Regions from separate parts of the Mus musculus genome. Here all the other regions are linked to region 4. Evidence: chromatin loops called from intact Hi-C (ENCODE). Cell type or tissue: heart. All regions are shown on one strand. Region 1 has its middle 50 kb from the start of Gm23217. Region 2 overlaps Trappc9 (trafficking protein particle complex 9). Region 3 has its middle 49 kb from the start of Col22a1. Region 4 holds the start of Peg13 (paternally expressed 13). Region 5 has its middle 21 kb from the start of Kcnk9.

Evidence for each region. Peaks named below come from ENCODE experiments on the same cell type or tissue, not always from the same donor. Only the 100,000 strongest peaks of a DNase experiment are listed, where the experiment ranks them.
Region 1: it touches region 4 in a loop (8-fold over the local background); 9 of 42 quality-filtered maps call a loop at or near these places.
Region 2: a loop joins it to region 4, with 2.1 times the contacts of the local background. A loop is called at or near these places in 2 of 42 quality-filtered maps.
Region 3: a loop joins it to region 4, with 2.5 times the contacts of the local background. A loop is called at or near these places in 8 of 42 quality-filtered maps.
Region 5: a loop joins it to region 4, with 3.0 times the contacts of the local background. A loop is called at or near these places in 5 of 42 quality-filtered maps.

The regions. Positions count from the first base shown.
Region 1 is chr15:72,203,807-72,207,806 of GRCm38, reverse strand. No RefSeq gene overlaps it. Among named protein-coding and RNA genes, the nearest start is that of Gm23217, 50 kb to the left of the region's middle. In heart, a CTCF peak has its summit at 1,665 (motif pointing left); no DNase peak of the experiment used is centred here.
Region 2 is chr15:72,745,110-72,749,109 of GRCm38, reverse strand. All of the region lies in intron 17 of Trappc9 (trafficking protein particle complex 9), which reads left to right. Among named protein-coding and RNA genes, the nearest start is that of Peg13, 63 kb to the left of the region's middle. In heart, a CTCF peak has its summit at 2,170 (motif pointing left); no DNase peak of the experiment used is centred here.
Region 3 is chr15:72,081,413-72,085,412 of GRCm38, reverse strand. It overlaps a transcript of Col22a1 not described here. Among named protein-coding and RNA genes, the nearest start is that of Col22a1, 49 kb to the right of the region's middle. In heart, a CTCF peak has its summit at 1,598 (motif pointing left); no DNase peak of the experiment used is centred here; H3K27me3 peaks cover 492 bases.
Region 4 is chr15:72,808,196-72,812,195 of GRCm38, reverse strand. All of the region lies in intron 16 of Trappc9 (trafficking protein particle complex 9), which reads left to right. It overlaps Peg13 (paternally expressed 13), which reads left to right and starts at 1,872. Exons shown (of 1, transcript NR_002864.2): 1 at 1,872-4,000. In heart, CTCF peaks have their summits at 1,858 (motif pointing right), 2,058 (motif pointing right) and 2,979; DNase peaks (open chromatin) are centred at 1,375, 1,875, 2,165 and 3,805; H3K4me3 peaks cover 3,082 bases; H3K27ac peaks cover 1,600 bases.
Region 5 is chr15:72,566,556-72,570,555 of GRCm38, reverse strand. No RefSeq gene overlaps it. Among named protein-coding and RNA genes, the nearest start is that of Kcnk9, 21 kb to the right of the region's middle. In heart, a CTCF peak has its summit at 1,809; no DNase peak of the experiment used is centred here.

The sequences.
Region 1 (4,000 bases), 600 kb after region 4:
CATGTGCAAGTCTTCGATCTGTGTTTCCATTTATGGTAAAGGGCAAGGAAGTTACTTTTACCATGGTACTGATGACTGTAGACTCAGGTAAAAGAAGGCCTATATGACAACTCCATACACTCTCAAAGGTAACAGCCTAAACAGAAAGCAATCAAAAAGAACTTTTTGTGATTAAGATGCTAAAGTGAGGCTCTTCACAATTAATGACTCTGGTATGGGGTGTGTGGGGAAGGAAATGGTTTTCTTTAAGACTCTGGCCACTGGGAGTTTGATCAGGCCCCGTGAGTATCTGACAATATAAATTGGATTTCTTTTTTCCTTCTTTCTTGGGGGTGGAGGGTGTCACAGGGGTAGAGGGGCAACAGACTGGGATATGGATATGATGGGATGCATGATGAGAAATTCTCAATAATCTATAAAAATATTATAAAAAGAGAGAGTAGAGATTTGTGGATGTGCCTCAGCACAGCCTACACAGCAAAGCAGGTGATTGCTGTTAAAGTAAGAGTGAGCCAGAAAGCCCACTGAGTCGCGTTATTGCTTTCCAAGTGAAAATGAACCTAAGATTTAGAGAAAGGGAGCAACAAGTCCAATCTCAAGGTGAGACAGCAGGGTGAGGATTCGGTCTTCCAGCTCACTCCAGAGACAAAGTGCAGTATAGAGTCTCCTGCTAGGGTCTTCATTTTCTCTCCAGAAATATGTGCTCAGGGTCCCCAAGAAGCTAGCCCCTCTGTGTTTAGCATTCACAGTCACAGGAATCCCAGGGGAAATCTGACTCAACATTTTGATGCAGACAAGATCACACTTCTCCAAAGTCCCCTGCAATCTAAGCTGGGGAACCAGTAGAGAAGAGATCGTAGGTCTAGATCGAGCTGGTGAGAAGGGTCTGCCTTTTCACGCTTTATTATTATTATTATTATTATTATTATTATTTTAAGCATGACATTTTCAGTCAGCCTATGAGTTTTGACCAATTTCCTTTTTCTCATTGGACACCAGTTAGAGTTACTTTCTATCCTCAGTAATTCCAGCCTGACCCTGGTGTGAGACTTGCATATTCAGAGACTTGCAGGATACAGGAGGTGAATATCTGAAGCATATCATGAGTATATCAGCCAGACTTGTAATTTCCATGGACTGACTGTAGACTCAGCAAGCAGCAGGTGTCTAGGTTCTGCAGCAAGATCAGTCTTGACAACAGTGCTGGCTTCTCATTCAGGTTCAAAGCTTCCTTATTTGGAAGGCCACAAGACAGAAGTATGATTGGCACCAGTGTGAATGTAGAAAAGATGGAAAGCCCAAGGCAGAGCACGCAGCAAGCCCACTGTCATGGTGGCTCTGGCTGACGTTGCTCTAGTGATTTCACTGTTCAACCTCAGAAGGATGTTTAAAGCTTGGTTATAAAAAAAATCTCAGGTGGACGCTGGGGTCATCTGTTTGATGGGTGGCTGAGTCACTCTGCTGAAGAGCACAGCGGAGGGCGGGTTCTGATGGACTATAAAACCTGTGAGTGGGAAGAGACGTGGGCTGGTTTTGTTTTTCTAAATTGCGCTGTTTCCACCAAGTTCTGTTTCCATGAATCCGAAGAGGCTTTTTCAGAGCCGGGCTTGGAGGCAGCTGCAGAACCAAGCAGCCATCTCTTTCTGGCCACACAGTGCCCTCTGGTGGCCGAGAGCCTGTGCATTGGCGGCTCCTGCATAGAGGGGATGCAGGCCAGCTTTCTAAGGCTCTCTGGGCTATTTTGCTTCTTAGTAGGGGAGCTCTGGGAGAAAAGAGCAAGGGCACAGAAAACACAGAGCAGGATAGAGCAGTGTTGCTGACTTGGGCGATTAGCTGCAGTTCCTTGCCTTTTCTCAGTTCCCTGTTAAAGTAGGTGAATGGCTGAAGTACCTCTAGAATTGTCTGATACATCTGCATTTTAAGCAACCGTTCTCTGCTACATGAATTTCCTAGAACTGAAAAAAAAGATTGTGGTTATTGTTCTTTTCATAGGTGTTAGCTAGCTGCTAAAAGTGGAAGCTCACAGATCTCTACCATCTCTGCTTTATTCCCTAGCTCAAAAGACCCAGAGCGGGGAAACAGCAAAGCAAGAAAATAATGATTTCAGTTGCTGCACTGACATTGAACGTTTAAAATTTTAAGACCTTTGAGTTGATGCACAGTAATTGTGCATATTATGGGGTATTGTGTGATGTTTTATACATGTGGGCAGAGTCTAATAAATCAGGGTAATTAGCATATCCGCCTCTAGCAGTTATCATTTCTTTGTGGAGAGAACATTAAACATTTTTTCTCGTTTGAGCTATTTTGTATTCCTCTAAACTAGTCATGCAGCGTTCTCATTACTATTCCAGGCTTGCTCTGTGGAGAGCCACGGAGTTAATAGTTCCAATAACCACACCCAATCCACAGGGCACATCAAGGACTGAATCACATAAGCAGAGTCCTCAGGGGAAAACAGGAAACTGTTGAGGTCCCGTTTACCTCAAAAGGATAGCTAGGAAAGGATACTGAGGGCGACAGTCTGATGGTACTGTACAATGCCAAGTTATTTTAAGCAAATAATGCACACAAGCATCTAGAAGTAATAAAACCACAGGCAGAAATTATTAAGGAGTTTTCAAAGAACACAAGAGATGAAAGTAGGGTAGTGGTTAGTAGACCTACCAGCCAGATGGACAATTAAGCAGCTATTTAAAATTAGAATAGGAGGCATGATGGTGGAGACAGGCAATTGTAAGACAAACCCATGGGCAGAGTGCAAAGTGGCAGGCACTCATACCTAAAGAGGATGCGCACATCACCGACAGTACCAATTTATAAAGATGACATTGAATTAGGACTGTCCTGTCTTATGCTGACACAAAAATGAAGATTTCTTTTATAAAGATCTCTACACAGTTTAAGGTTTATCTTTCTCTGTATTAAAATGCAAAGGCTCAAGCTTATTCCCGGCTGTGCAATATGAAATCAAGGTGAGGCATAGCTTCAGAAGGCCTATTTTGAGGGGCAGTTGTTTGTGCTCAGGCCTGAACTGGTGACAGAGCTCCTGAAGATTAATAGTTAGGGAAGTTTTAGCAGTCACTGGAGATGAAGTATCCAGGGTATTAGGGGGGGTTGTGCCTGCTAAGTACATAGACTTGCTGTATCCATCTTGCTGTTGGCCCAACTAACCCTTTTGAACAGCGTCCCAACAGCACCCACCCAAAAAGCGCCCCATGAGGATTATGTAGGCTAAAGGTTTAGAAAAAAAAATTGGGAAAGTTCATAGAGCCAGCTGCTTAATATCACTCCCATCATGGTAGTTGCTTTCATGCAAGAGGCTACAAGATGTCCCACAAAATTTGAATTTTAGAATAGGAGTTCTCTGTGGCTCCCTGGGAAGATGAGAGGCAAACATGGAACTGGAGAACAGAGATTTAAAAGAAAAAAAAAGCAACAAATTCTCCACCCATATTTGAGGGTGGGTGCTGGTTTTACCAACAAACCAGGGTTGTTGTTTTTTTCCCTCCAGCATCTCTACCCTAGGCACATGACAGTAAATATGACATTACACAGTCTTTATATTTTCATTTCACACCCATGACACTGAAAAGAAGAATCCAGCAAGCAAATGAACATAGCCTTCTGAGTCCGCCGACTGGGCAACAAACAGTACCAGAAACTGCATAGCCATGAGTCTGTTGTCTTTTATCTTTTGTTTCACTCTTCACCAGGCCCATAAAGCTAGCAGAGGACGAGTGGGCTGAAGAACCTCTGAGTGGAAAATGTAGCCAGAGCTGCGCTCTGTCCCCAGAGAGCTTCTTTCCTGTGGGCTCTCAGGATGCTGTAAAGCAGAACAGCAGCATCGCAGTGCAGCTTGCATGGTGTTTGAGTATTCCACGGCTGAGGACAGAGGTTTTAACAGGAAGACATATAAATGGCTCACCAAGCAAATGAGAAAAACAGTAGGGGAAAGGCCATGCAAGGCCCAAATCAGCTAATGCTGTGTAGGCAATAG
Region 2 (4,000 bases), 63 kb after region 4:
TCTTGAAAAGATGATCGATAGCAGGGATCTTGTACAGTCATGAAATCGCATGTTTCAAAATTACTTGTGAAGACATATGGTGTCCGGTGGAAGATTGATGAGTGAACACTGGTGGTCTTTGTTTCTTGTATGCCACATTCTTTGGGAACAGGGAAGGTCAGTTGGTAAGGAGACCCACTGTGCACAGCTGGCCCTGGGAACTTTCATCGATGTCACCTGCCTTACTTAGCTGCTGGCCTATCTTCCTACCTTAATGTTGACTGACTGAAGCCACATACCCCGATTAACTGATGTGTTGGCTATACCAGCATACTATCTGCCATGATACAGGCACCAGTACTCAGTTGAATTGTTGATAAGTAATGCTGAGGTGACGTGGACAGTGGATGCTGTGGACAGAGAAAGGAAGAGCAGCCCAATATGCACTGATGGGGAGGACCAGAACCAATGAAGCTGTCTGTGAAGACAGTGGGAACACAAGTTGCTCCTCCTGTGAATTTGGCGGAAGCTGTGTGGCAGGGAGACCAGAGCCAGAGCCCAGGTCCTAAGGGCACACTGATAGGTAAGCTACAGAAGGAGGAGACAGTTATTGACCCTGCCATGTGCTTGAGTTATAATATATTCTGAATTGGTGAGATGACTTAGTGGGTAAGGGCACTGACAACCAAGACTGACAGTGTGAATTCAATACCTACACCCACCCAGCAGGAGAGAGATTAAGTACTGTGAGTTTTTCCCTGACCTCCCCCTCGAGCACATGTGCAGGGAGGAGGCATGTCTGTCACTGTGGCTATATGATGCCCCATTCACCAAGGAGTCATGAGGAGGAGTCTGTAGAAGGCACTGGAGCCCAGGGGGCATCAGAGTAGCATTTGGAAAGCTTGGAGAGATGACACAGGAAGTGGGAGCACTTGCCCTGCAAGCAGAAGGACCAGAATTTGCACCCCGGACCTCCCACAGACAATAGATAGGCAGAGACACAGAAGGGATCCCAGAAGCCAGCAAATCCTGGGTTTGAATGAGAGATCCTGCTTCAAAGAAAATACGGTAGAAAATAATCCAGGAAGATGCCAGAGCTCAACCTTGGGCTTCCACAGGCCCCTGCACACGTTTGTCACCTGCACACAGGTGCAAACACTTATTGAACATTTACACATTGCATATACCCCCACCCCAACATGCATAGGAAAAGAGGAACAAAGTAGAAGTTAGAGGCACTCCCACTCATGTTCACTCCAGCTCTGCCAGAGGGGTGAGTTGTGGAATCTTTATAAAGCCCAGCTCCTGCTACAGTTGTAGCCTGCAGAGCCAGGCATGTCACCCGAGTCGGCACTATCTTCCCCTCCTGGTCTTAGTCTCTGCCCAAGTAGCCTAGGCTCTTCTTTCTCTTTGTTTTCTCTGCTTAAGTAAATCCTCAGGAGAGGACGGATGGAGTATGGTGGTTCTCAACCTATGGGTCGTGATCCCCCCACCCTACTCTCCACCCCCCAGGATCAGAGAACCCTCTCAAGGGCGTTGCATATCAGATATCTCCTTCAGATCAGATATGTGCATTACGATTCATAACAGTAGCAAAATTATGGCTATGAAGTAGCAACAAAATAATTTTAAGAAACCCCCCACCACATGGGGAACCGTGTACGAGGGTTGTAGCCGTAGGAAGGTTGAGAGCCACTGACACAGTGGATGCTGCAGGGCATCTTGACGCCCTAAAGGGGGAGGGGTGGAAACCTAGACCTTGAGCCAGTTTCCTGCCTTGGACGGGCTGCTGAACTGCTCTGAGCCTGGCTTGTTCTTAGCTGAAAACAGTGGGACAATGCCATATAAAGAGACATATTTCTCCCTTTCTTCTGAAGCCGTTCAGACTTATTACCCAAGTCCATGCCTATGGGAAGTGTGGTGAGCAAAACCCATACCTGTTGCCATGTCTCCCACAGAGACGCAGGCCTTTGTCTCTCTGTGCCACTCCTCTGAACTATGTGCAGTGCCTGTTACTGCTGTAAAAGTAAAAAAAAAAAAAAAAAAAAAAGACTTTGCTGGTGTGCCAGTTAGTTATCTGCGAGATCCACGTTGATTGCATTTCTGCATCGGACATTCGAGTCTCTGTGTTTACATAGAAACTGTATGCTTTTCACACCTCTTCTCTGCTTGGGACAACTTGGCACCCCCTGCTGGGGACTGTGTTGAGAAGGCGTGTGCGTAGAAGTCTGTGTGCATGGGGAGTGTGCCTGGAACAGAACTTTGAAGAATGTGGACTCCTAGTGTGCACTAGATTTTCCTCTGAAATTCGTTCCCCAGAGTGTGAGAATACAACGTCCCCACCTTATTAGAAACATCATTCTTTCTTACGAAGGAATGAGCAGTTTGAAGGCTGTGTGACGTTTCACAGGTTTTACAACACTAGTATCATTAACTGGAGGGGCAGGCTTAATATTCTTCATGTTTATTGCGCTTTTGCCTTTCGGCCATGTGCCCTCTTGCATGTAATTTTATCGCATTTAATTTTTTTAAAAAAGAATTTAAGTATGTGGGGGCAGTGTTTGGGGAGTTCAGAAGAGGGCATCAGATCCCCTGTAGCTGGAGTTATAGGGGTAGGAGTTGCCCTGTGGAGGTGGTAGGAATTGAACTTCAGTCCTACGCCAGAGCAGAATGTGTTCTCAACCACAAAGCCATCTCTCAGCCCCATATTTTAATGTTTCTATTAATTTTTTTCATTGCCAGGAATTTTTGTGTGTTAGAGGTGACCCATTTTTAAAAAGACTTATATATGTATGAGCACATGGCTACCTTTATGTATGTGTACCACATGTGTGCCTGCTGCCCAAGGAGGTCAGAAGAGGCTCTTAGACCCCTTGGAACTGGAATTACAGACAGTTGTGCACCATCATCTGGGTGCTGGAAACAGAACCCAAGTCCTCTGGAAGAGCAAGTGCTCATAACTACTGAATTATCTTTCCAGCTTCATAACTTTTCATATTTTGAGACAAGCATTTGACTGTATATGTATGAGGTGTGTGTGTACAAGTGCACAAGGAGACTAGTGATTGGGTGGATGGGTTACCTCGTGAGGGTGCTGGGAACTAGGGACTTCTGTAAAATCAGTGTCTCGTGTGGGGCTTGTGAGTGTTTTCCTTCTATCTATATCTACTCTGAGGAGCTCACTGGACTGTGTTCAGAATCATCGTTCCAGTTCTTTTCTGGAGAAAATCTCACAGTATTATTATTTATGAACTTAAAAAATAAAATAAAATAAGACCATTTGTTAGAATTTGTCAGGAAAGAATCCTAACCTAGAGATTTTTTGAGAGGATTTTAAGAGAGAATCTATTTGATTGATTTAACGGGTTGAGGACTTTTTAGATCATTTACTTTTTCTTGGATTAATTTTGTCAGTCTGCGCCCTGTGTCCTCTGGGTTGTCACACTGGTGGGATTGGAACTCTGTGGTGTCTTCACCCTAACCTAACAGTGACTTTGGTCCTCTTTGTGTCATTTCTCACTCTTTTTATTTTTCCTTTAAAGTTTATCATAAAATTATAGACTGACAAAGACTCTTCGCCAGCATTACATTCGACAGAGGGCTAATATTCAGAATTTATTAAAAAACGCAAGAAGTTAGACACCAACAACCCAAATAACCCAATTTAAAAATGGGGTACAAAGTTAAACAGAGAATCTCAACAAAGGAATCTCAAATATCCAAGAAGCACTTAAAGACATGAGTCTTAGTCATCAGGGAAATATAAATCAAACAACTCTGAAGTTCCATATTATACCCACTAGAATGGCTAAGATCCAAAACTTAAGAGATAGCACATGCTGGTGAGGATATGGAGTAAGGGGAACACTCCTCCATTGCTGGTTGGAGTACAAACTTGTACAAACACGTTGGAAATCAATTTGGTGGTTTCTTAGAAAACTGGGAATAGTTCTACCTCAAGATCCAGCTATACCACTCCTGGGCATATACCCAAAAAGATGCCGCACTATACCACAAAGAC
Region 3 (4,000 bases), 730 kb after region 4:
TGTCGTTGCGTTTTATGTTATCATTACATAATTCCTGAGCCTTCATACTTTAGTGAAGGTGGCTATTTAGTTCATAGTTCTGTATACTCAAAAGTCATAGGTAGAGTAGATTCATAGTAGATTACTCTGTAATGAGGGACCCTTCATTGGATCATGATTTGAGAGACGGAAAGGGAAGCCACCATGTGCAGAAGGGCCTGCTGTGTAGGAGGGCTAACTTTATAAAAATCAGTTGGGAAAACACATTGCTAATCCCTTCCAGATCATGCCTACTATGTCACAACTTCACCAGCTCTCATCGCCTCAGTCTTAGACACACAATCAAGAAGATCAAGCCTATGGCTGCCACATGAGCCCTCAGAGATCAAAGCAAATGGGGGCCATCACAGATGCTTGCCTCATTGACCTCCTATAAGAGAAAGAGGAAAGGGAGATGATACAGGCCAATCGTGTGCTCAGAACAATGCCGGACAATTCAGTGTTCAGGGTCCAGCAGCTGCCATAATTAATGAGTATTTACTTGTTCTCAGTGTCTACTTATAAACAAACCTGAGGTTTGTATCCGATGCCTTTAAAACTATGGACTCAGCTTGAGGGTCAACTGCACTGTCTATGGTTGGTCTTTCTTGACTGCCCTCAGCCTTTTCCTACAGGCCCCTGGATTCTGAGCCTTTACTAATGTCCTGAGGATATCACTAACACCTCTCCTTCCACCCTACTGTTTCTGACTCCTGTGCAGCTCTGTACTTAGATGCTTGTCTTAGCTCTAAGCTACTACCTTCACCTGTGGTCCTTATTCCTGCCCATTTGTTCCTCCCTCCCACCACCAACATAATTTCCTTTAGGTTCAGGTACCCTGTGGTTATGGCATGAGCCTTTTCAACCCAGATTAGTGGTGCATTGGGCCACCACTCTATATAATGCATCATAGCCCAGCAACTAAGTTCCCTGCTACCTATTCATAGGTAGCTTCCCAGTCTCACTTGCACAGTGAGGCCTCTGGAGGAGCCCCACTGCATATCAGGTACCCTTCTATCCTTTCTCTATGCCTCCTGGTCTCTGTGATGGTTCCACCTCCTTATAGCCAACATATCACCCACCACCTACACCAAGCACCAATTATAAAGCAGTTATCAATAATAGTTAGCAATCAATCAACAGCTAAGCACACAGTCAGTGCTATTCCGGCTTTATGTGGACGAATCTACCAGGACAGTCTTAGGTACCATTATCCCTCTCATCTTATATATTAAGTTGCAGTCAGAGGCCGAGCTGTGGGCCTCTGGCAATGGGATGAAGACCATCCTCTCTCCTAAGTCTCACACTTCTGTGTCCTTTACATCTGAATTTACAGACACTAAAGTCAGCTTCCCAAGCAAATACAAGCTGTTTTCCCAGCTAAAACTGTCTCTAAGCAAGATGACAGTCATCCTTCATTATCTTCATTCTGCCTTCCTGGCCAGCCTCAGACACTGCGGCTGATGCCTGTTTTCATTCCAGAAAGTTCCTCCCCAGGTGATCCCTGCACAGGCTCAGTATTGCCACACTGCAGGGGTGAGCGGAGCACATAGGAAGTTCTTTGCTGCCCCCTGCTGTTCAGCATGAGCTATGAGGGGGGAAAGAACCTGACAGATTGTCTTCCTCCCCCAAATGTCGGTCTCAGTTTCCATGGATCTTGTTTTGCAGAGGTCTCTCTTAATGCAGTTTAGTTTAGTGTAGCATTTTCCAGACTTGATTTCCATCTCCTCGTGGCAGATGCTTAAGCGAGTCCCCCAGCTAACCCAGGTTGTAGCCCAGCATAGGGAAAGTACACTCAACAAAAAGCCCAAACAGGGATCTGATAGATGCCAACTCTCTCCTCATATGAGACTGGCCACCGAAAATGTCATTTTCTAAACATCTCTCCATATTAAAGACGGATTAAATCAACACTTCACTGTGCTGTTTAAGAACTGCTGGGCTGTTGTGATCATAAAAAGATAAAGAAATAATAAGATATGTTCTATGGGGGTGTGGTGAGGTGTGGGAGAAAGGGGTGCCTTAGCCAGCCCATGCCAAGGCATTCTTCCCCCTGAGAGACCAGCCACACTATGGTATAGCATAGAATAGAGTTTATTTAGGACATGGGGAGGGGAGTTAAGAGAGTAGTAGAGGCAGAGAGAAGGAAAGAGAAGTAGAGGCCAGCCATGACCACGGGGAGAGAGGGGGGAAGGGAATGGAGAGGGGGGGAACAAGGGGGCAAGAGGCAAGAGAGTAAGAGAACAAGAGAGAGAGGAGGGGGCAAACAGACACTCTTAGAGTGGGCCAGACCTACCTGGCTGTTGCCAGGTAACTGTGGGGTGGAGCTTAGACAGAATCCCAACATGGGCCACTGGTTTGTCCTCTGTTTCAGCTGGAGAGAAAAAAAAGGGCCAAATGTTAAGGAGGGCACCAAGCAACACAAAGAAAGGAAAGGAAACCACAAATATCCCTGTGTTAACATCCTTTCACTTGAGAAGTGGCTCACCTGTGAAGTCTTCATTGTTGGTAGAAGAGCTGATGCTCAAAGTGCTAGACACTGGTTGGGGAAGGGATCAAATCCCCAAAGGAAGAGAAGCCTAGTGAATAAAGGATGGACAGTAAATGCAGACCAAAGAAGGCTCCTGCACTTGTCTTCATGGTCCCCTGACCTGGAGGTGCCTGGCGGCACCTGGCGGCAGGTGTGCCTGACAACTTAACTCCCGCAGCCAGTCCCAGAGACCCAGGTTAAATGACGAATAAACAAAAACAAAAACAAAAAAACAAAACCCCTCACCTCCAGCAAAGCTGTTGGCACCTGGAAATGGAGATGAAAGATGATCTGCATTCAAGGACCTCACGACTGTCTCTTTGAACTCCAGAACTATCTCTCATTTCAGCATTGAGGTTGCCTCCCACACATCAGTACCAGGAGCAGAATCCAGGCCCCAGATCCAGGATCCAGCTCTCTGCTGCTCTCTGGTTCCTCATTCTTTCTCTTGCTTTCTTTCTCTCCTCCCAACTTCCCTCTTCCTCCCCCCTCCCTCCGCTCCCCTTCTCTGTGTGTTGTTTTTAGATTATTTATTCAATAGTGCATAGTAACTGTACAACAGTATGAGTCTAACATTTCCATAATGCTCACTGGTCATCTCATCTCCATTCTTATTGCACCCTCCCCTTAATCCATCCATTATACCTTTCCCAAATAGTCCCCAATCGACTTTTAGGTCTCTTTGTAAAAGCTGGCTCTTTACATATGAAAGAAAACATGCATGAGGTAGAGTGACTGTCAGACTACAATCTGGCCATAAGGGGAACTTAGTGTACTTTTGACACATCACCGCTTGTGCACACTGCCTAGTCAGTCATGTGCAGCCCATGAGGAGGAGATGGATTTTAGATGATGGGGAAATGTTTCAGGGAGGTTCTGGAAAGACGTTTGGTTGCCACAGGCTCCTGGCCACCTTGGACTCAAGTCAATTTCTCCATTTCCTGTGTCTGTGGGGTGGGAAAGTAGCCTCTTTGAGTGACCACCTCCCCTCCGAGATTATTTCCCTTGCCAGCCCTGCCACCCTCATATACCTTGTCCAACAGTTTCAGTATTCATACCTGTGTCACTAAGATTTGATTACATAACATTGGACCCCCTCATACACAGCTCCAACCTCAGGTACTCCACTGTATGAAGTTTGAAGAATCACACAGGTTTCAGGCTGTGTGACTATAGCAGACTGGCTTAGGGAAGAAGGACTCGTACAGACACCCTACAGTGTGAATGATGGACCTTACCCTAATAGGATCTGAGAGCTAAGGTTTCAGGGCTGCCCTTCGAGACTCCTGAACTCTAGACAAATCCCTGAGTCTCATTCTCATCTTCATTTTTTTTCTTCTCTTTTTTTCCTTTTTTTTTAACCTTCAAAATGTTAAGGCAGTACTGGGATTGATAGTCAGAGAAAAAATAAAGGAAAATTAAACTAAACCCACACACGACTCAATAGGAAGC
Region 4 (4,000 bases):
GTCCTATGAGTCTCTTCTCCTGCTTCTGCTACTAAGAGGCTTGGCTTCCTCAGAAGGCCTCTCTGCGTATACAGGGCCTTTCCTTCCATCCCAGCTTTACCCTGTCATGATCCGAAGACTGAGGAGAGAAGTAAAACTGGCCCTGGGTAAAACCAAACCAAACCAAACCAAGGGAATATAAGCTTGGTTAGCACTGCAGAAAGTGTGTTCTTTGCACATCTATTCTCCTGTTTATTTGGCTTTCTGTGTTTTATTTAATGAGCACACATTTATTTTCAGGATATGCCAATGCAGCTTCTGACTTGACGCATATACAGTGTTTTCAATTTCACTGATGCTCAGGTTAGAATTTTCAATTAAACTTACACACATCTAGTACATCTTTTTTTCCCTTTATTTTCACTCATGTACTCTGGGGGAAAAAAAAAAACCAGTACTTTCAAAATTAAAGTTAACACGGGGCTGTAAACTTTGAGAGAAGCAATTATTTTGAATTATATTAGTAACCACACAGTTTGTCTTTTACAAGGCGGTGTGAATGATAGCAAGCTTTAACTAAATTCTATCATGATCTGAAGGCAGAGGCAAACTAACAATTAGCATATAAAACCCCGTGGAACAAAAGGAGCCTACTGTCAATCAAACAACCCCTGCAGGAGGCAATCAAAGATTTTATTGGGGTAAAATAACTGATAACCAGAATGCAGGAAGGCGACCCAACAAACATAGTTATAAAATTACCCTCCCCCAACACACACCCAAAAACCCCCAAAACCAAAAAAACCCTCCCCCAACACACATCCAAAAAAAAAAAAAAAAAAAAAAAAAAAGAAAGAAAAAAAAAAGAAAAAGAAACAAACACATCTCTACTCAATTTCTTAGGGAAGGTTCTGATTCCTAGCCTCTTGTTGCCTCATGTGTGGCCCTCACTAACATGAGGCTCTCCCCTGTGAATACTGAAGAAAGAAGAGGAGTGTCAGGGACACAGGGGCTCTTCCCTCGGACCATTGCGTGCGGCACCCTTCCCAGCGTGATCAACAAATAAAATGAAAATACTTTGCTTCCTTGCTACAAGATGCCATATTGCTGGAATATTTAGAAATATAAAAAGGTGGGACTTTAAACTTTCAGCTTTTGGTTAGAAATTATTAGTGCGTCACATATTGCCCTCCGGTGAGCCCTGGGAAACCCCGTTGCCCGGCCCTTCCTGGTAATCCAACCCAATGAGCTTCTTAAAGCTCATTTTGGAAGACATAGTCCTTATTGTTAGCAAATCGCACATGAATCGGGATCAAATTATTGGTTCGGCAGACCAGTAAGGGTACACTGGTCACCCTTGGCCTCTTGTCACTGGGGCACCCAGATTACCACTGCAAAAGGATAGTCCATGGCTCTCACAGTCTGTGCAACAGTGAGGCAGCCTGAATTTCCCTCACAGGAGGGGCTAAGCAGGGAGAGCTATGGGCAGGGCTGCGCCGCACCGCAATGCCGGATGTTCCCCATGCGCCTTCAGTGGACCCGGCTACGTTCCTAACATTGAGCATTTTTTGCTGCTGCAGCCTGGTTCTAGGTGGAACACCGTCACCCTGCAGACATAGTGGGACATTCATTTTTGTCATATCATTATTGCTTGGACACCCTCACTCTGAAGACCCGGCAGGGCGTCCTTAGGCTGTGGATCGTCACCCTGTGTGACAGCATGGATTATCCAGGTAGATGCTATACCACTGGGGCCGTGCGCCAGTCACCATTGGGGTACCCACGTTCTCTCTCTCCCCGTGCCCCTAAACCAAGGACCAAGAGTCATTCTTACCCGCTAGATGGCACCACAGAATGCATTCTTAAAGTGCATTCTGTCGCATTGCCACGCCTGCGCACTGAGATCCGCTGACTGCCTTGCTGCCATGGCCGCGGTGTACCGAGTATTTGTGTGGATAGCCTTCCCTGCCAACTCAGTGGAGCACCCTTAGGCTGCAAGTCTCCATCCAGTGTGGCTGCGCACCGATACCCTAAGGGTTGCTACCTCAGTAGAACCATTCTGATCAACTGTGGGGCCTCATTGTGTGGGCTGCCGGCCTCGTGGACTGGCGTTCCTACCCGGTAGAGGGCGCCGCAGAATGTGTCTCCACCGAGCAGATTGCCGCATTGCCGCACCTGCGCACTGAAGTCTGAGCGGACTCGCCCAGCAGACTGCGTCACAGCTGCCTGCATTCCAGATCTCGACAGACGTCTCTAAAGACTGCAGACTGCGGCACGGCTGGAAGCTGAGCGAACCCCTTTACTACAGCTCTGTGACCACGAACCGAAGAGGACCCGGTGGCTTGTTAGCCCATCTTATTGAGATTTTAGGCCTTGTGTGATAGCTCATCCAAGCGCTGGTGCTATGTAGACGATCATTGCCGCGGCTCTCCGGCCAGCTTCGGCTCTCCGGGAAGATCCGCGGCCTTTACTCTGAAAATGGTTGGATAGAAGACCTGCGACACTGCCGCGGAGCCGGGAGTTTTTCACTTGTGGTGGTGACCGAGGAATGGGCAAAAGGAGGCACAGAAAAAGCCCAGATATCTGTGTCGGTGCAGTTCGTGCGAGGATACCTTCGAGCGTTGAGATACCTTCGAGCACAGAACCCTGCAGCTTGCGATGCAACGGAGAGCTTGGCCGATCTTTTTACCCTGGAGACGCTAGCACAGAGGCTCGCCATCACCCTGTGGATAGGCGCATTGTGGTTGTAGCACAATGATGAGCCATGGAGGTCTCCACGCTTGGCTGGGACTTGGGCGTATGCCGTTACCCAGCCAACGCCTGTACAGCTCTTTGTTATCTTAATCCTGGGGAATTACATATATTTGTGGCTGCACTTCAGTGACTGAACGGATGTTCTTACCTTGGGGATAGAGGCACAGTGGAGCTGCGCACGGATACCCAACGAAGCAACCTTAGAGGGTGGATCACTTGAATGGTTTTGGTGGCGCACTAAGGTTCTGCATGATATTTTTTTTCCCCGCGGATGGTGGCGCAGCAGAGCTGTGCACAGATAACCTCAGAGTGCCTCACCCTATATGGCTGCTGCTTGCGCACTAAGGAATCAAATGGATATCCTTATTTTGGATGATGGTTTAACAGAGTCTGAACTACTTGGCGGATGCCTGCATTGTGGTGGCTGAGCACCAAGTGCCCGAGTGGATTTTAACCTGAGATGTTGGTATAGCAGAAACCCGTATTTGTGGATAAGTGCATCTTGACAGCTGCGTTTGAAAAGCCTAAGAGGATCTTATCCCGAGGATGGTGTTTCTGAGCATCCTTACCCTGAGTGTAACTACATTGTGACTGCTGCACACTAAAAATTTGGGCTTCTTTGATTTATTTATTTATTTATTTATTTTGCCCTAAGGATAAGGGCATTGTGAAACGTCCTTCCTTCCTTTGTGTGGTGGCTGTGTACTAAGGATCAGAGAAGATTTTATTCCGGGAATGGAGGTGGAGTATTTAGACCCCGCAGGCCACTCTGTGGCCATAGCTGCATACAAAGGTTGGGTATGGTAAGAGCGATCATCTTTACCATGTGGATATATACATTGCAGCATCTGGGCATTAAGGATCCAGGCTGATGTTATTTTGGAGCTGGTGGCACAGTGAGAAGCGTCCTTTTACTGTTCCATTGTGTTGGCTGTATACTAAGAATCTAGGCAGATACCCTTATCTTGGGGACGAAGGCACAATGGAGCGCCCTTGCCCAGATGGTAGCCTCATTGTTGTGGCTGCACATTAAGATCTGGAATTGTTAAGGCTGCGCCCATCACGGCTGCATCTGTTTCCCCAGGATCTGGGCGGGTCATTTTGCTCTGTGTGTAGGCAGAGGCACAGCTGGAAGCTGGATGGCCGACCTCAGCTTTGTGCAGCACTGTGTCACCTTGGAGCCCTGCTCACCCACTGGATTTCTCTTATTCTGTGAATAGTTGCATTCTTGGGTCCATACTCTACAGACTAAGAACGTGGGTGGGAT
Region 5 (4,000 bases), 240 kb after region 4:
CACAATAAGATCAGAAGCCAGAGTCTAGGGAAAAGCCAGGCTCATGGTTTTCATGATAGTTCTCTGATGAGAATTAGCCAGCTTTGCAAAGTCAATATTAATTCCTTCTGAGAGAAATGCTGCTATGACTTGACTACCTTCAGAAGGTCCTACCTCTTAAAGGCTCTGCACTCTCAGCGCTGACATACTGAGAACATAATTCCAGCACATGGTGGAATACTCTTGAAATAAATGGAAGGCACAGTGCATTGTTGTAAGATTATTCAGCCTAGCAATGGTGCCAGTCAATATATTTACAATACATGAGAACAGCTTCTAATATGGTCTACTTGGATCACAGAGGGTGTCTCTTGAGGAGAGGAGGGGAGAAAGGGATGAGGCCAAGAAATCTACAGGGGCTGACAGAGACTCTACCTCAATGAAACTTGGTTGTGCTATTGTTAGCTTGACAGAATCTAAAATAACCTGGGCAAGTGGCCTCTGAGCATGCCTATGAGAATTAACTTTATTATGTTAGTTGATATGGGAAGACTCATCTTAATTGTAGGTGGTCAGGGGATCCTAAATAGTATAAAACAGAAAATGAGCTGAGCACTTGCCTACATTATCTCACTACTCTCTGCTTCCTGATAATGGATTAAACAGCCCTAATCATGTTCCTGATGTCATGCCTTCCCACCATGCCTTCCTAACTCTTGAACTGTGGTCCAGAATAAACATTGCATCTTTTGAGTTGCTTTTGTCAAGGTTTATGTTTTTTCATAGAATGGGAGCAGAAACAAAGATGCATGCTTTTCTCGAAATATGAAATATGAAATATGCTCTAGAATGTTTCTTAACAAAAAGAAACAATCCTAAATTGAACTGAGAGTGAGGTGGTTCTATTGTGACATGCCACGTGACAGAATATTATACAGTGGATTAATATACAACCAGCTCAGAAAAGAGGATTGTGGTGATTTCAATAGATATGGACCCCATAGGCTGACATGTCTGAATGCTTGGCCCATAGGGAGTGGCACTATTAAGAGGTGTGGCATTGTTGGAGAAACGGTGATCTTGTTGGAAGAAGTGTGTCACTGTGGGAGTTGGCCTTGAGGTCCCTTATGCTCAGTCTCCTTCTGGTGCCTACAAATGAAGATGTAGAACTATTGGCTCCTCAGGCACCATGTCTGCCTGAACACTGCTATGCTTTATTCCATGATGATAATGGACTGAACCTCTGAAACTGTAAGCCAGCATCAAGAAAATGTTTTCCTTTATATGAGTTGCCATAGTCATGGTGTCTCTTGACAGCAATGAAACCCTAACTAACAGAAGGACAGAAATGTACAATAGGTTTCATTTTAGGTACTTGAAATTCCAAAAGTAAATTGATACATTTTCAAGAGATATGTACACAAGTAGAAAACATTTAAAAAACAAGAAAGAAAAGATAAATGAATAATGAACAAAAAAGTTAGCACACTGAGGGAAAAAAGGATAGGGCTTGTGAGAAAAAAACATAGTTTTGGGAATTAAGTGATGTTATATTTCTTCACTTGCATAGTGGAAACTTATTTCTATGTCTTTTTCCAAAAAAAATTCAATACTCAAATCAGGTGACAAGCACTGTTACAGACATGGCTTTTGGGGAAAGGATGTCCTTTGGCACTGACTGAGAAAACCATAAAAAATCCTTCCTTTCTTCCTTCACCTTTGTAATTTAGTTTGCCATTTCAAACCTGCTGATTAATCACACAATGCTTCTGGTAGCCACCTAGGACAGCGCCTCCCTAAACCGAGTGAAGTCATAGAGATTTCAGGACCCTGGACAGCTCTCCAAGGCTCCTCAGCACCGTGGACAGCGCCTCGCGGTTGGGTTTTTTTTTTTTTTTTTTCAGCACCGAGGACAGTGATCGCACCTAATCTCGTTGTAAGAGTCCCTACAGTGGTTCTCAACCTTCCAAATGCTGAGACCCTTTAATACAATTTCTCATGTGGTGACCCCAACTATAAAATTATTTTTTTCCGCTTCGTAATTGTAATTTGCGACTGCTATGGATTGTAATATAAATATTTGTATTTTCCTATGATCTTAAAGGACTCTTGTGAAAAGTTCTTTAGAACACTCAAAGGGGTCTTAACTCACAGGTTGAGAACCGCTGCTAGAAGTGGCAGATGGGAGTAAGTCAAGACGAAGCCAGATTCCTCTCTCCATCCCCCACTAAGCTGGTAGGCAACTGCAAAATGAAACCCAGAACTCCTGATCCCTGGTCTAACGTTCAGTCCATCTTTGCTGGCTTTGTTTAAATACACAAGAACTGTCAAAGGAGAGGTTCCCAAGAGGCATATGTGGCTTTCTTGTGAACCTATGAGAGGTGAACTTTGCAGCTGGCCTTGCCAGGCTCAAATCTTGACTCTGCCCTTGCCAGCCTAGTGAACCCTTGCAATATTTTATTGTGGACTGTGTTTTTGGGAGAATTCAGCAATGCAAAGTAGATGTAGACAGCAATGTGTACAACTAAAAAAGGAGATTTCCAAAGCTTTCCCCACCCCCTTGGTGAATTTCAATCAGAAAGATATCATTTTTATGGGATATTTGAACCTGAGAGATGATAAAACAATATTATTTTATATTCTCTTCTTTGGAAATAAACCAAGGAAAATTACAACACAAAGTCTTGGCCTCTTGTGACTACAAAGCATCAGAGGATGTCTTAGCTTTGTCCAGCTCTGCTCATTTAAGATCTTCAATGATTCAGTGACCATTGCCTAACAGGTCCTATGTTTGCTGTGCTATGAGAAGCCAGAAAAAGACATGTGATGTTGTGTTTCCAAAATATCTCAATGGGAGCCACTGTATGCCATGGCTCACACCTTTAATCTCAGCACTCAGGAGGCAGAGGCAGAGGCAGAGGCAGAGGCAGAGGCAGAGGCAGAGGAGGCAGAGGAGGCAGAGGCAGAGGCAGAGGAGGCAGAGGAGGCAGAGGAGGCAGAGGCAGAGGCAGAGGCAGAGGCAGAGGCAGAGGCAGAGGCAGAGGCAGAGGCAGATAAATGTCTGTGAGTTTGAAGCCATTCTGGGCTACATAATGAGTTTGAGACCACAGAACTTCACAGTGAGACTCTGTTTCAAAAATAAAATGTCCAGAGAGTCTCAAATGTCAAGAATCATGAACTGCACACAGAATTCCTAGAATTTACACAGAATGATGGATTCTTTTTAGATACCATTAGGTTCCTTATGCTAATGTTTTATGTTGATTTTTTAACCTATATTCATAAGTACCCTGGTCTGTAATTCACATTTTTGCCTTATTTGTATGAAAATTGTTCTAGATATATGGAATGAGTAAGGGAATTTCAGGATTTAACGTAGTTTAAGTACCGTGGAAGTGACTAGGATTTAGAAGTTAGACAAGTCTGAAGTGTGAACTTGCCTGAGCTTGGTCCCTTTCACTGAGCTCTGATAACTGATATTGCCTATGGTAGTTGGTATATTAAAATTTCCCTTTTATTCTTATATTGATTTTTGGCAACATACTTCCACTGGGAAATTGTCTCTTTCCTTGAGATTTCCAATGTCTTATCATATGCTTACTTATTCTTCTTTCATAATTATTTTTTTATTTCCCCTGTCTCTGCACTTAAGCTGACCAATATCTGTTTTCTCACTTCAATCCTGTCTAATTTTACTCTTTCTTTATATTCCCTGTAGTTGGATACATGAAGGTTTCATTCTTATTTTATTAGCTACGTCGAAGAACTAGCTCTTGCACTTACTTCTTTCCACTTTTTTATTTTTATTTTGTTATGAGACAAGATCTCACTGTGGAGCCCTGGCTGTCCTGGAACTCTCTATGCAGACCAGAATGGCCTTGAATTTACAAAGACTAGCATGCTTTTACCTCCTGGGTGCTGGGATTAACAGGATGCCCTTGATTTATTTTCTTCCATTAGTTTCAGTCTTTATCAATCTCCTCCTTCTTATGTCTTATTGATTCTCCTAAATATTTGAGAC